Regions from separate parts of the Homo sapiens genome. Here region 2 is linked to region 1. Evidence: chromatin loops called from intact Hi-C (ENCODE). Cell type or tissue: dorsolateral prefrontal cortex. All regions are shown on one strand.

Region 1 (8,000 bases):
AATTTGAACAGAGGGCTTAACAAGGTTTTTGAACAGAGATTTAAAGTGGTTTTATCATGGGGGTCCTTCCAGTATTAAATGACATCGGACAGTGTTCAAGGCAGGTGACCCATCTTAAGCTACTGAATTCCACAGTGTGGAATGTGAGAGCTAAAACAAGGCTCTAGCGTAGAATTTAGTCAGCAAAGTAAGTAGAGGTGAAGTGGCTAACATGACCAGCAACATGTAGAAAGTTATAAACTTTTAAAAGCGGCAATTGCCAAAGCTATTGGCAATTACAGCTTTGGCAATTACGGCTTTTAAAAGTTTCCACATAGGTTATCTACAGAATGTGCTTTTACCAATTTTAGTCATCTAAGAGCCACAAGGAGGGGTTTCTGCCATAGCTATGTACCACTTATATGGTCTGCTTAATATTCTTTTTAAATTTTTATTTTTAATAGATACAGAGTCTTGTTATATTGCTAGGGCTCGTCTCAAACTCCTGGGCTCAAGCAATCCTCCTGTCTCAGCTTCCCAAAGTGCTGGGATTACAGGGGTGAGTCATCATACCCAGACTTCTTAATATTCAAAAACAACTCACTTTTATTTTTCATATACAAATTTAATTCTAAAAATTTGCATCATTGGTTTGATATGCTAGTTATATTTCTCCAACATAGATTAAATACATACATGACTATTAAAATCTCAGGGTTCTTCTATGTGTCCCCTAAAAGCATGATGTATGCCAGTGGTCATCTGTCCACCACCATTTGGGGACCACGGCATTTAGGTAAAGTGGGTCTCGGATGACCTCCTTCAGCTTAACAGCAGGAGTTGAGATGGAGCCCTTGCAATTTCCCCACTGAATTCCAGAAGCAAGGAGAAAGACTGAAGTGACAAGTACCGCAAGACAGACTTCAGGAACAATTCGTTTAAGCTGCAGCTCGAGTGTCACAGGAAACTCTTAAGCCAAGAGAGTGACCTTTCCAAGATGAATACCAATCGGACTGGGAGGGTGATTGGAAGGGAAACACTCTGCCTCACAGTTCCTCAGCACCTTCCACCCCCAAATGTCAGCATGATTTTACAAACGATTTTTCCGCCTCCTCACATCCTTCTGGAAGGGTTAAGTGCCTCGTCGGTGGAGAATGAGCACAAAGGCAGGTAAAGCAGCAACTTGGTAAAAGGCCACGCAGAAAATCAATAGCTAGGCAAACACACTCATGATCAGAAATCTGATCTGGCCCCCGGGGACCATTCAGCTCCATCCTGAGGACCCAGCGTATCTTAACCCGAGTCCTGGAAACTTTAGATTACAACAATAATAATCATAAATTGATGGCGATGATCAGAGCTGAAATTTCCTGATTTATTCCTCTGTGCCAGGACTTTGAGATACATGATTTCATTTATCCTTAATGCATCTTCATGAAATACCTACTTGTCTATCTCTGTTTTACAGCTGCAGTAACTGAGTCTCAGACCAGCAAGATTCCTTGTCTAAGATCTCACAATAGTAAGGGGCTGAGCCAGGATTTGAACCCAAGAAGTCCAATTCCCCACCCTACTTTTTTAAACAGCTTTAGAACTGATCCTTTGAATAGTTCCACAACTTCTTGCAAATAGTTGCCGTCTTAACTTCTGTCTTCCTAAGACATGTATTAAAATCAGAGCCCATACTATACATAACAGCATGCTGTGTGTGTTCACATGTAAAGAGTATGTATTACTACAGGTATCATTGTCGTGTTAGCAAGGGAGGCAGATGTGGCTCCATGAGTGGGAGCATGCACCCTGGAGGCCGTCTGCCTCATTTCAATTCCAACTCCTCACTTTACCAGCTGTGAAACCTGTGACGGCGACTTAACCGCTTTGAGCCTCATCTGGAAAATGGGGCAGTAACAGTACCCATCTGACAAGTGTGTGGTGAGGGTTAAATTAGCGACTATATACATAGTGCAGAAACAGTGCCTGGCAAATAGGAACTGCTACAGAATTTGATGTGGGAATGTGCACAGCTGAGCAGCCTGGTGCCTGCCAGCCGGGCCCGTGTCCTTTACTCACGACTTTGTGGCATTGCTCACAAAGAATGGAGCTATTTCCAGGCTCAGGCTGTCTTTCAGGTGGATCGTAGTTAATGATGTCTCCATCCAGCTGTAACCTTGGACCTAACTCTACATCCCCCTATCTGACTTCTCTCCTATTGTCCCCATGGGCTCACCCTGCTCCAGCCATGCGGGTCATCGAAATGCTCTGTCCCAGGGCCTTTGCACCTGCTGTTCTCTCCATCTGCAGTGCTCTCTGGGTGGTTACTTCACCCTTTCAAACCTCTGCTCAAATGTCCAGACCATCCTCCCTCCCTTGTAAGTCTTCCTGTTCTCCAAGCACTTACCCCATCGGACATTCCGCAGGTTTTACTTGTTTCTTTTGTTTATCGTGTGCCTCCTACACTAGAATATCAGTTCCACGAGGGCAGGGATATCTGTCTGTTTTGCTCACTGCTGTCTCCTTGGTATCTAGAAAAGTGCCTGGCATATCACAGGACCTCAGTAAACATTTGTTGAGTGAATAAATAAATAGGGGAAACAATGAAAGGGGAAGAGGTCGTGAAATTTTTGTCAAGACACAAGGAAGACCGACTTCAGGAGTGTAGAAATTGAAAACGGTGATAACAGCCAACTCAGAAAATAAATGGGAATAAAAGAGTCCACAACCCCGTTCCATTTTCAAAAGAAAAATCCGCTTGCGTTGTGCTTTAATAAAACCTTGCACTTTGGTAACAGCCCATTTATATGTTCAAGGGGAGAGTGATCAATATCTCTGCAGCTCTGGTATTTCCTGGACCCAGTCAAAAGGCACAAGGTCACCCAAAGTCACTGTCACAAAGTAAAGTGGGATGAAGTCATTGAGAAAACCTTCTAGTTTTTCCAAAGCCTTCTGAAGGCCCTGCAGCTGCTGTGTGTCTAGCCCTGCATCAAAGATTCCTACCTCTGCCATTTCCTAACCAGACAGGAGGATGCATCAAAGGAAGCAGTTTGTCTCATGTCCGGGGTTACTAGCATCTCCTCTGGAAATGGTGATGAACCTCAGGCTAACACAACGAATGTGCCTCTTTCAGATGATTCCTGAACCACAGCCAGGCCAATGTGATGGACGGAGGTCTTGCCAGGCCACTTGGGGGGTGAGGCTGGGATGTTCCTAAGACTGAAAGGCAAAGGCGTGCCTCAGAGGGTTGGACTGTTAAAAAGGAGGTCTTGGTGCTGATGTTTGGAGCGCCTGGGTACATCACGTGCTTGTCTCTGTGCCATGGCCGCCGTCCCAGCTCGGCACAGCAGGAGCTTGTGCAAGCCTCCGTCAGCTCCATTGGGGAAGGGAAAGGAGCACAATATACTTCCTACAGAAAGCCCTGGCCCTCAGCCCTCAGAGGCTCGCAGCTGTGCACATCTGGAACAAACTGTCCCAGTGGAGTTGCACACGTGCTCCCAGCATACTCTCTGAATCCGACACCAAGTGCGGAGCCAGGAGGGCCCGGCATGCATGCTGCCTAGCCACGTGAGCCACCTTTCACTCATCTCCAAGCAGAAACCATCGGCCTTTGTGACTTCAACTCCGAGTTGAAAGTGTGCCTTTGTTCATCTGTCCCGCAGCTCGTTGGACATGTCAATAACCTGACAGACCTTTGAGTCTCTCTACCTGACGCCCAGCCCCGTGATTACCTCTCCTCTTTCCATCCCTCCAAATTTGGAGCTACTCTGCATTTTGCTTTTGTTTGGACTTTGCAAAATTGAGATGCCAATGCAATAAACGTGTGTTGACCATTTACCATGGAGACAGCAAGGTGAGCTTCTCTTACTTCTATTAAATCATTTAATCTCTACATATTCCTGCGAGGTTGTAGTCACCTGCATTCCAGGTGAGATTCTAAGAACAAAAGCAACTTGCACAGAGGCTTGACAGACAGGTAGCAGGCAGAGCTGGGACTTAAACACAGCCTGGTCTGATGACAAACTCACCACTGACATGAAGTCAAACATTTGAGAAATGAATTTAATATTCTGAAGCAAAGCAGCTTAACTCGCCAATGCATTTGGTTCTCCCTGGTATAGATTCTAGATTAAACGAATAGCAAAAGAAGCTTTTCTTCCAGAATTATAGTTGAACTCTGTGTTTTTTTAGGCGCAGTGGCTCACGCCTGTAATCCCAGCACTTTGGGAGGCCGAGGCAGGTGGATCACGAGGTCAGGAGATCGAGACCATCCTGGCTAACACGGTGAAACCCCGTGGTCTACTAAAAATACAAAAAAAAAAAAAAAAATACAAAATTTAGCCAGGCGTGGTGGCGGGCACTTGTAGTCCCAGCTACTCGGGAGGCTGAGGCAGGAGAATGGTGTGAACCCGGGAGGCAGAGCTTGCAGTGAGCCAAGATTGCACCACTGCACTCCAGCCTGGGTCAAAGAGAAAGACTCTGTCTCAAAAAAAAAAAAAAAGAAAGAAAGAAAGAAAGAAAGAATCTTGAAATGTTTCCCAAAATACAGTTTTGGGACAGTTTTGGGACAGTTTTGGGACGGTGGAGGGTTCATTGTGATCTACCGTGATGAAGGGTCTCAGGCTCTCCTCTCTCTCTTCATCCGTTCAGTCTCTTGCACTTCATATAAATGCCTGAGCTTCTATCAAATTGTCTAATTTTTCCCCCATTCTTACCCTTCCCCCTTCTTTTCTTTTTTTTTTTTCTCTTTTTTTTTTTTTAATGTTTTTTTTTTTTATTATACTCTAAGTTTTAGGGTACATGTGCACATTGTGCAGGTTAGTTACATATGTATACATGTGCCATGCTGGTGCGCTGCACCCACTAACGTGTCATCTAGCATTAGGTATATCTCCCAATGCTATCCCTCCCCCCTCCCCCGACCCCACCACAGTCCCCAGAGTGTGATATTCCCCTTCCTGTGTCCATGGGATCTCATTGTTCAATTCCCACCTATGAGTGAGAATATGGTGCTGGGAAAACTGGCTAGCCATATGTAGAAAGCTGAAACTGGATCCCTTCCTTACATCTTATACAAAAATCAATTCAAGATGGATTAAAGATTTAAACGTTAGACCTAAAACCATAAAAACCCTAGAAGAAAACCTAGGCATTACCATTCAGGACATAGGCATGGGCAAGGACTTCATGTCCAGAACACCAAAAGCAATGGCAACAAAAGACAAAATTGACAAATGGGATCTAATTAAACTAAAGAGCTTCTGCACAGCAAAAGAAACTACCATTAGAGTGAACAGGCAACCTACAACATGGGAGAAAATTTTCGCAACCTACTCATCTGACAAAGGGCTAATATCCAGAATCTACAATGAACTCAAACAAATTTACAAGAAAAAAACAAACAACCCCATCAAAAAGTGGGCGAAGGACATGAACAGACACTTCTCAAAAGAAGACATTTATGCAGCCAAAAAACACATGAAGAAATGCTCATCATCACTGGCCATCAGAGAAATGCAAATCAAAACCACTATGAGATATCATCCCTTCCCCCTTCTTTTCAATGATGCCTTTAAAAATAAGGACATACACTACATCCAGGGCTGAACAGGCAAAAATAAGGATAAATTATAGCAGAAGGGACCTAAGAGATAAGGATGAACTTTCTGATTAAAAGGGTAATTAAACATTGTTACAGCCTCTGAGCAGAGGATCAGTCAGTCAAACATGCTTATTTTGTCATATTGTGGGAATCAAGCAAGGACTGAGTGTGCCATTTGGGGCAGGAGTGGGAGAGGAACACTTCCTAAAGAAATAGAACGCATCATCGATGCCTTTACAGATCTTGCAACTGAATGAGAAATTCACAATAGGCATGAGTAGAAAAGACCCCTAAAGCCCTTCATGGGGAGAGTAAATTTAGGTTTACTATCCTGTGCCATATTGATTAAATATGTTATCCCATTTAATCCTGCTGACAATTCTTTAGGGTGAAATGCTGTTATTTTTGCCCCTTACATATGACAGAACTGAGGCTCGGGAAACCTAAATCAGTTGCCACAATCACACAGCCAAGAAGGGATGGGCTCCGAGAAGACCCAACTGGAAAGCCAATGCAATTTCCTCTGCCATTTTTTTCTAGAATGTTCTAAATAAAGACCTCAGGGGACAGGTGAATAACAGGGTACTCTCTTGCCTCCCTCCCTCCTTTCCTCTCTCTGTCTCCTTCCCTCTCTTCCTTCCCTTTCTCCTTCCTACTCCTTTCCCCTCTGCCTCACTTTCTCCCTTCCTTCTTTCCTTCCTTTCCCTCTCTCCTTCTCTCCTTTGAATTTCAGTAAGACCATTACTTCATAATGTAGAAGTTGCGGGGGTGGGTAATATGGGGTGTCTAATTTCTGCTAACAGTGTGCATATTAAATATTGTGTGGCCAGAGACACTTGGCTCATCTTTGAGGACAGAAGAAAGCACCAGGGTGAGTTGCAATACCATTTGCAAGAATCTCAGCAACTCCAACGCACCGGGAAATACAGGTTTGGAGAGCTCATCTTTCCTGAGTTAACAGCATAGAAGGATTAGGAAAAGAACTTAGTAATAGGTTTTGATATTAGCAAAAAAGCAGCTCTGGGAACTAAATCTAAAGAGTAACAATCATTTTATTTAGGACTTGTTGAAAGCAGACACTTAGGAGGGAGAGAAGCTGCGACAGAGAGTCTCCAATTTACAAAAGAAAAGGGAAATCAAACTTCCTTTCTGGGTTTAGCTCAGTTCTAACCATTTTCTTGCCTAGAGTGGGTTACCAGGGATGACTCACCAGGCAGCATAACACAGCAGTGCACACTTTGGAGGCAGCCAGTCCTTGGTTCAAATTGTTACTTTGCTCACCACTTACCCAAACACATTATTTAATCTCACAGTGATTTAAAATACTCATCTATAAAATGGACATAATGATACTACCTCAGTCACTGGGTTCTTTAGAAGATAAAACGATGTCACACTTGTAAAGGGGTTAGCCCAGTGTCAGACAGGTTGTAAGTACTGCACCCATGACCATTGTGGAAGTCACACCGTGCAACTTTTATTTTGGCTGATGTCAGTTGTATAAAACTATGACATAGACCAGTAGATGGATGGAACATTCTGATTGGTGCAAGTCATTCTTCCCATAATTCCATTCAATATGCATAAACCCAGTACTGGACGACAGAACTGAAGATGCCATTCCTTTATGAAACTCCGTTTCTGTGAGCCTCCGTCTTGCTGGGCTGACTATATTTGACTACACACATAAAAATATATATCTAAAAAAAGATCATGAAACACATTTGATTAGTTTGAATATATGTCCCTGCCAAATCTCATGTTGAATTATAATCCCCAATGAGGGAGGTAGGGCCTAGTGGAGGTGTTTGGGTGATAGGGATGGATCCCTTGTGGCTTGGTGCTATCCTCCCAATAGTGAGTGAGTTTTCATGAGATCTGGTTGTTTAAAAGTGTGGCAACCCGCCCCCCAACTCCCTCTCTCACTATTTGAGACACTGGTTTCTCCTCTTCTCCCCTTTCTTCTTCTTCTTCTTCTTTTTTTTTTTTTTTTTTTTTGAGACAGAGTCTTGGTCTGTTGCCCAGACTGGAGTGCAGTGGCGCAATCTCAGCTCACTGCAACCTCTGCCTCCCGGTTCAAGCAATTCTCCTGCCTCAGCCTCCTGAGTAGGTGGGATTACAGGCACATGCCACCACACCTGGCTAATTTTTGTATTTTTAGTAGAGACGGGGTTTCACCATGTTGGTCAGGCTGGTCTCGAACTCCTGACCTCCTGATCCACCCGCCTCAGCCTCCCAAAGTGCTGGGATTACAGGCATGAGCCACCGTGTCCAGCCTGGCTTCTCCTTTCAACTTCTGCCATGCTTGTAAGCTTCCTGAGGCTTCCCGCAGAAGCTCAGTAGATGTTGGTGTCATACCTGTGCAGCCTGCAGAAACGTAAGCCAATTAAACCTTTTTTTTTTTAAATAAATTACCCAGTCTCAGGTA
Region 2 (8,000 bases), 160 kb before region 1:
ATTTCCATTGGTTACATGCTGACAGTAATAATAAAAGTAGTGGCCACTGTTTCCTGAGTGCTTCCTATGTGCCAGGCACAGTGCAAACTACTTTATGCATATTATCTCCTTTACTGATCACAGCAAGCCGGCATGGCTTGAGACTTTCCTGGGGAGGAAATGGACACTCAGAGAGGTTAGATAGCCTGCCAGGGTCATATAGTTAGGAACTTGTGGAGTTAAAAATCTGAACTCAGATCTTCCTGAATTTGAGCTCCTAATATCTCATCAACACTACCTTTAGTAAGATCTAAGGTTCTTATTCTTAGAAATTCTTGCCTCCATTGGACCCACAGGATATGCCGTGGTTCCACTGGTAACTCTGTATGGATCATCTCCTGGGAGGGGACATGTCTAGAGATGGCAAATCTTTCGATGTAGGTTTTTTTTTTTTTTTTTTTTTTTTTTTTTTTTTTTTTTTTTTTTTTTTTTTGAGGCAGTCTCACTCTGTCGCCCAGCCTGGAGTGCAGTGGTGTGATTTCTGCTCACTGCATGCTCTGCTTCCCGGGTTCACGCCATTCTCCTGCCTCGGCCTACCGAGTAGCTGGGACTACAGGCGCCTGCCACCACGCCCGGCTAATTTTTTCTATTTTTAGTAGGGATGGGGTTTCACCATGTTAGCCAGGATGGTCTTGATCTCCTGACCTCGGAATCTGCCTGCTTTGGCCTCCCAAAGTCCTGGGATAACAGGGGTGAGCCACCACACCCGGCCCGATGTAGGTTTCTTGTGGTTTAATTTCAGATGACAGTCTTTTTCTGATGGCCCCAAAGACCAAGGCTGTTCTTTCCTAGGGTCTCCTTGTACAGCCTGTGCGTACAGTAGCCACCTGTTTCTCTGGTTTGACTCCAACCAGCCAGGAGGGGCCAATATCCCAGTCTCACTTCAGTGATTGTCATTTGAGCTGATGTGTTTCATTGACTCCATGGCACTGGACAAATACATTGTAGACTGAGCAGCTGAAATTGGTTTCCTTATAGGCTTCTTAGTTCACCTTTCTGTGAAGGTGAAGTCAAATTAAGTATCTTTCCTTCCAAATCAGCCGCCAGAGAAATGGCGAAGAACCTCACTGTAACACTTTTGCTCTCGATAACAATTGGGTTCACTCAGTAGCCTGGTGCAATGGATTTAGCGTTTTAAAAATTGCCCTTCTTAATGGTGAAGTGTGATTTCATCAATGGAATAATAACATGCAGAAAGTACCTAGGATTATTGTTTTTCTTTGTTTTTTCCTTTTTTTTTTTTTATTTTGAGACAGAGTCTGGCTCTGTTGCCCAGGTGCAATCTTGGGTCACTGCAACCTCTCCCTCCCAGGTTCGAGCTATTCTCCCACCTCAGCCTCCTGAGTAGCTGGGACCACAGGCACATGCCACTACACCTGGTTAACGTGTGTGTGTGTGTGTGTGTGTGTGTGTGTACATATATATACATACACACATATATATACACATATATACATATGTATACACACATACACATATACACGCTCACACACATATATAGGCAGAATAGGGTTTCGTTATGTTGCCCAGGCTGGTCTTAAACTCCTGATCTCAAGTGATCTTCCTGCCTCAGCCTCCTAAAGTGCTGGAATTACAAGCATGGGCCACCACCACATGCAGCTGGGTTTTTTTTCCCTTTTTGCTTATATATAATAAAATTAAAATTTTAAGCAATTATTTTTTTTTCTTTGAGACAGAGTCTTGTTCTGTCACCCAGGCTGGAGTGCAGTGGCGTGATCTCAGCTCACTGCAACCTCTGTCTCCTGGGTTCAAGCAATTCTCCTGCCTTAGGCTCCTGAGTAGCTGGGATTACAGGTGCCCACCACCATGCCCGGCTAATTTTTGTAGTTTTATTAGAGATGGGCTTTCACCATGTTGACCAGGCTTGTCTTGAACGCCTGACCTCAGGTGATCTGCCTGCCTTGGCCTATCAAAGTGCTAGAATTATAGGCATGAGCCACTGCATCCAGCCACCAACTCATTTTTTATATTACTATCAAGGCAAATGTTCTCTAATTTACTGCTGAAATGTCACTTTGCAGAAACCCAACTGTTACTTGATTCTGTATCAAGAAGTCACTCTCTAGTGACATTCCGTAATATTTTATACCCAAACAATCCATCAGTGCCAAGTCCTGTTCTGTAGACATGTCTAGAATGTGAATGCATATAAATGATGGTCCCCTAGAGTTAGATGTAAGGTGACACATAATCAGGGGGTGCTTAGCTCCTAATTCTGTCCAGGGAATCCCTGAATGAGGCACTGCTGCAAATGCTACTACAGCCCCAGAGCCAAAAAAATTGCAGCTGCCCATTGCTCCTCGGAATTTCACTTAAGTTCATGAAGCAGGAGAGCAGTGCCTTTTTTCTGCAAACTCTTCAGCAGCCCATTTTTGCCTCCGCCCCTCAGCTGCATTTTCCATCTCCTGCATGTGGTGTCTCCCCATTCACCTGACTACAGCCCCTGGAGTTTGTCTTTTTTCTCATCCCTTTGCCAGACTGAAAGTGACATCATGGAGGTGCTGGGTGGCCATGCTTGGGAAGCACGCCTTCTGCTTTCAAGTACATTTTTTCCAGAAGCTGATCCAAGACAACAACACAAGCACAAGGGGTTCTTTGGGGGAAGCGGGGCTAATACTGGTAGGGAAGTAGGGAAGGGAGTCAGGGAAGGGAAGGGAAGGCAAAATGTCCTACTTACTACTACACCTGCTGCCATGGGTTGCTGAATGCCATAGGAAACTGCACAACACAGCACAAGCCTCTGCATGATCCCAGTCCAGAGGCGAGGGAGCTGGGGTATTCACATACTCATTCTTAACGGCCACTGGTTGATGGCTGCATTCCTTAGCAGGTCTGGTCTACCACCTGGGGGCAGCACAGACTTCAGTGGGTGGGGGTCGAGGACTGGGGAAGAACCCTCAGCCCAGTCATGAGACACTGTTTGTTGGAAATCAGCTGGAGCACCCAAAAAGGTCCACAGAATAGGGACAGGACAGTGGCCCCATCTATCATACCTGTTACATCTGAGACAGCAAATTTACCCAAACCCTCAATTTTACCTCCAAAATATATAATGGTTCTGTCTACTTCTCCATCTTCAACCTCTTCCCTAATCCTAGTGAGCCTAATCTACATATTGTCCGGATTAATACTACAGCCTCTGGATTGTATTTACTTTTACTAATTAAAAAAATATTTTATAATGAAATATTTCAGGCAGACAAGGAAAATAATGAGAATAATGTAGCTGACACTAGATCCATCATCGACCTTGCTACATTTCAACACGATGTCTAATTGCTTTACTTACTTGCTTAATAGGATTAAAGTTTTGTAGATACAATTGAAGCTCCCTCTGTGTTCCTTTTTTGTATGTATGTACGTACGTATTTATTTATTTTGAGATGCAGTCTCACTGTATCGCCCAGGCTGGAGTGCAGTGGTGTGATCTTGGCTCACTACAACTTCTACCTCCTGGGTTCAAGCAATTCTCTTGTCTCAGCCTCCCAAGTAGCTGGGGCTACAGGTGTGCACCACCATACCTGGCTAACTTTTGTATTTTTTAGTAGAGACGGGGTTTCACCATATTGGTTAGGCTGGTCTCGAACTCCTGACCTCAGGTGATCCATCATCCTCGGCCTCCCAAAATGCTGGGATTACAGGAGTGAGCCACTGCTCCTGGCCTCTGTGTTCCTTCTTGATCTTATTCTCCTCCAACTCTCCCAGAGGGATTGATGTTTATCATCCCTATGTATGGTTTTCTATTTTTGCTACATACGTATAACACACACACACATACACACACACACACACGGTATGTGCATGCAAGATTGTTTTACATTTCTTCAAACTTACTACATTGGCATCATGCTGAATAAATCATTCTGAAACTTATTTTTTGCTAAGCATTATGTTTCTACAGTTTCATCCATGTTGATGCATGTGGTCCTGGTTCAATCATTTTAACTGTTGTATGACATTATGTGAGTACACTACAAGTTACTCATTTATTTTTTGGTTAGTGGATTCTTGGCTCCTTCCTCTCCCCCACCACTATAAAAGGTTTTTTTTTTTTTTTTTTTCCTATGACAAATAGTGCTGCAGTAAATACTCTTTGGCTTTACCAGTTACTTTGGGAACTCGTGGGAGTCTTTTCCGTATATTCTTAGAAATGGAAATGCTGAAAACTAGAACATGAACATCTCTAGTGTTACTAAATATTGCCAAATTCCGCTGTAAATTAAACCATGCTCTTCCATGGACAGGGTGTAAGAATTCCTATGTCTCTACATCCTCACCAACTCTTGATGTTGTCATTTTTAATTTTTGCCCATCTAGTGCAAAGCATGTTATGGGCCTTGGACATTTCTCCACCTTGGCTTCCTGCCTGTAGCATCTGGGGAGAAGGTTCCTGCCAGGCATGATCGGAATGAAAAGATCTCCTTGTTTTACTTTGCACTTCCCTGATTACTAATGAGGTCAAACATTTTTTATATGCTTAGAAGCCATTCGTATTTTGTCTTTTGTGACCTTTCAATGTATACCCTTTACCTTCCATTTTATTGAGTCATGTTCTCACTGAATTGTGGATATAACTTTTGTATATTCCAGATGCTAATTTTTAAAATGTATCTAGTCTCACTCTGTGATTTGCATTTTACTTTGTTTGCAGTAGCTTTTGTTTTCTAGATGATTTTAATTTTAATGTCTTCAGATTACCATATTTTCTTTGTCATTTGTGTTTCCAAAAGCAATTCTCTACCAAGAGGTCATAAAGGTAGTCTTCCTATATTTTCTCTTAAATGCGTTTTTTTTTTTTTTTTTTTTTTTTTTCTTTTGAGACGGAGTTTCACACTGTTGCCCAGGCTGGAGTGCAGTGGCGCGATCTCGGCTCACTGCAAGCTCCGCCTCCGGTTTCACGCCATTCTCCTGCCTCAGCCTCCCGAGTAACTGGGACTACAGGCACCCGCCACCACGCCCGGCTAATTTTTTGTATTTTTAGTAGAGAGGGGGTTTCACTGTGTTAGCCAGGATGGTCTCGATCTCCTGACCTCGTGATCCGCCCGCCTCAGCCTCTCAAAGTGCTGGGATTACAGGCGTGAGCCACAGTGCCTGGCCAAATGCATTTTAAAGGTTTCTCTCTTTCTGTATTGAGGTAAAGGTCTAATTTAATTATTTTCCGTATGGAAAAATGGCAACCCCAGTACTACTTATTGTCAGTCCATCTTTTTCTCACTAATTTATGATGTCACCTCTATCTAATAGATATCTAATCTCTATCTAGTAGGTATCTAATCTACTATCATAGATTAAGTTCATATATATGTAATATATTATATATAAACAAATGGATCAATGACCCAAAGTAGAATGCTCAGATTTAATCCTATGTAATATATAAATACAAATAACTTATTATATATATTTATATATGTGTTTTTATATTTTATATATTTATACATTTTATATATTTATGTATTATATATAGGATTAAATCTGAGCATCCTATTTCAGTCAGTTGATTTATTTCTGAGTCCATATCACAGTGTCTTCATGACTACAATTTTATGATATCTTGATATCCAGGCAGAAAATCCCCTCCCCATATTGTTCTTTTTAAAAATTATTTTGTGTCTTTGCTTTTGCATATATAACTTCCATGAAAAATTATTTTATTATAATTCTATTCTTGATAAAAATTATATTAACTTTATAGACTGGTTTAGGGGGATTTTCATTTTATAATATTGATTCTTTTCACTAATGAACAGGAGCTATCACCCAGCCCTTCCTTTCTCTAGATTTTTTCCTCTTCTTTTATGTATTTTAATAAAGTTTCATACATTTCTCCATAAAAGTTTATTCCTAGACACCTTTAAGTTTTTATTGCTAGTGCATATAGTATCTTTTTAGAACTACTTGCTAATTTTTTTAGCTAATGTATACAATTGATTTTTGTATACTTGAGCTTGTTCTCAGCAAAACTGCTGAGTTCTCAGTTTTATCAGTTTGTATGTCAATTCTTTGAGTTTTCTATGCAGATAACTTTGTAAGTAGTGAAAGTTTGGGGTTTTTTCTCCTAATTCTTCTATATGTGAGTACTTTTATTTTGGTTGTTCTTATAAAAGCATAGAGCATATAGATCTTGTTTACTCATTAGAGCTTCTGTGTTTTAAACAGTGGGATTCATTTGTTTACATTTTTATGATACTTGATATACTTAGATTTATGCCCTGATGCATTGAGGTTTATTTTGCCCATCTTAATTTGCACTTGCTGTTTGTCACGTCTTTTCTTTGTACACTTTCCTCCTCTTTCCTATGACCCCCTGAGAATGAACATCAAGTTACAGGAAAGAGAAATAAAAATAAATCTACAATTAGGCACACTCCAGTGAAACGGGAGAATGCCGAATACAGAAAAACAACCTTGAAAGCAACCAGAAGAAGTACAGGGGGCAATGACCAGAATGACAGTCTGTCATTTCAAATTTCTCTAATTGTGTCTATTTTACTTTATACAATTTAAAATTAATCAGTACCTCTGCTTCTGAATACAAAGACCAGAACTTTTTAACTCATAGACTTTCTTTTTATGTTACGTGTTATTACTGTCTGGTATTTTCATTTCACCTTTTTTATGGTTCCAGCTCACATTTGATGCTTGATTTTCTGTTGAATCACATGTTTTTTTCATTTCATTACTTAATATTTCTTCCTGTACCTCACTGTGTCTTTCTGGGTTTTAGTCCTTCTTTCTGAAGTGCATGTAACTTTTAGAAGCAGCTCTTTCAGCAAGCTTCTATTAATGGGAAATTTAGTCTTGCCAGGGGAGCGCGGTGGCTCACGCCTGTAATCCCAGCACTTTGGGAGGCCAAGGCAGGCAGGCAGATCATTTGAGGTAAGGAGTTCAAGACCAGCCTGGCCAACATGGCAAAACCCCATCTCTATTAAAAAATACAAAAATTAGCTGGGTGTGATGGTGCATGCCTGTAATTACAGCTACTCGGGAGGTTGAGGCAGGGGAACTGCTTGAACTAGGGAGACGGAGGTTACACTGAGCTGTGATCACGCCACTGCACTCCAGCCTGGGTGACAGAGCGAGACTCGGTCTCAAAAAGAAATTCGGCCTTGCCTGCCTGAAAATGACTTCATTTTATCCTCACTCTTGAATGATAATTTGTTTCTGTAAGCAATTTAAAGATATTATCCATTGTCTTCTGGGCTACATTAAAGTTTTGAAAAACATACTGTCATTCTGGTCATTGCCCTCTGTACCTTTTCCGGTTGCTTTCAAGGTCATTCTTCTGTATTTGGCATTCTCCCGTTTCACTGGAGTGTGCCTAGTTGTAGATTTATTTTAATTTATCTTTCCTGTAACTTGATGTTCATTCTCAATCTATCCATATATGTTGTGTTCGTTTCCTAGGGATGCTGAAACAAATCACCAGAAACTTGGCGGCTTAAACAACAGAAATTTATTCTCTTCCAGTTCTGGAGGCCAGAAGTCCACAATCAGTGTCCTGGGGTTAATATCAAGATGTTGGCAGGGCCATGTGCTCCCTCCGGAGGCTCTGGAGGAGAATCCATGCCTGGCCTCTTTCGGGTTCTGGTGGCCGCTGGCATCTTTTGGTTATTGGCCACACCACTCTCATCTCCAAGGCCAGCATCTTCAAATCTCTCCAGGGTTCTCTTTCACATTGCCCTTCTCTTCTGTGTGTGTCTGTATGAAATCTCCCCTACTTCCCTCTCATAAGGACAGTTCTGATTGTATTCAGGGCCTGCCTGGGTAATCCAGGATATGAATTCCATCTCAAGATCATTAACTTTTTCACATCTGTGAAGGTCCTTTTTCCTATCAGGCAACATTTAACTGTCCTAGGGATTAGAACTTGCTGTCTTTGGGTGGCCATGATTCAATCTACTATGCATGTCCGTCATCTAAATTCTGAAAATTCCCAG

Evidence for each region. Hi-C counts contacts between places; a loop is a spot of excess contacts. Peaks named below come from ENCODE experiments on the same cell type or tissue, not always from the same donor. Only the 100,000 strongest peaks of a DNase experiment are listed, where the experiment ranks them.
Region 2: a loop joins it to region 1, with 5 times the contacts of the local background. A loop is called at or near these places in 4 of 110 quality-filtered maps.

The regions. Positions count from the first base shown.
Region 1 is chr1:14,254,690-14,262,689 of GRCh38, reverse strand. It overlaps LOC107985467 (a long non-coding RNA gene), which reads right to left. Exons shown (of 3, transcript XR_001737611.2): 3 at 7,028-8,000. It also overlaps a transcript of KAZN not described here. Among named protein-coding and RNA genes, the nearest start is that of KAZN-AS1, 160 kb to the left of the region's middle. RefSeq lists an enhancer at 2,879-3,378. In dorsolateral prefrontal cortex, no CTCF peak of the experiment used is centred here; a DNase peak (open chromatin) is centred at 3,439; H3K4me3 peaks cover 297 bases; H3K27ac peaks cover 6,569 bases.
Region 2 is chr1:14,410,466-14,418,465 of GRCh38, reverse strand. All of the region lies in intron 1 of KAZN-AS1 (KAZN antisense RNA 1), which reads left to right. It also overlaps a transcript of KAZN not described here. Among named protein-coding and RNA genes, the nearest start is that of KAZN-AS1, 5.5 kb to the left of the region's middle. In dorsolateral prefrontal cortex, no CTCF peak of the experiment used is centred here; a DNase peak (open chromatin) is centred at 4,421; H3K4me3 peaks cover 616 bases; H3K27ac peaks cover 2,467 bases.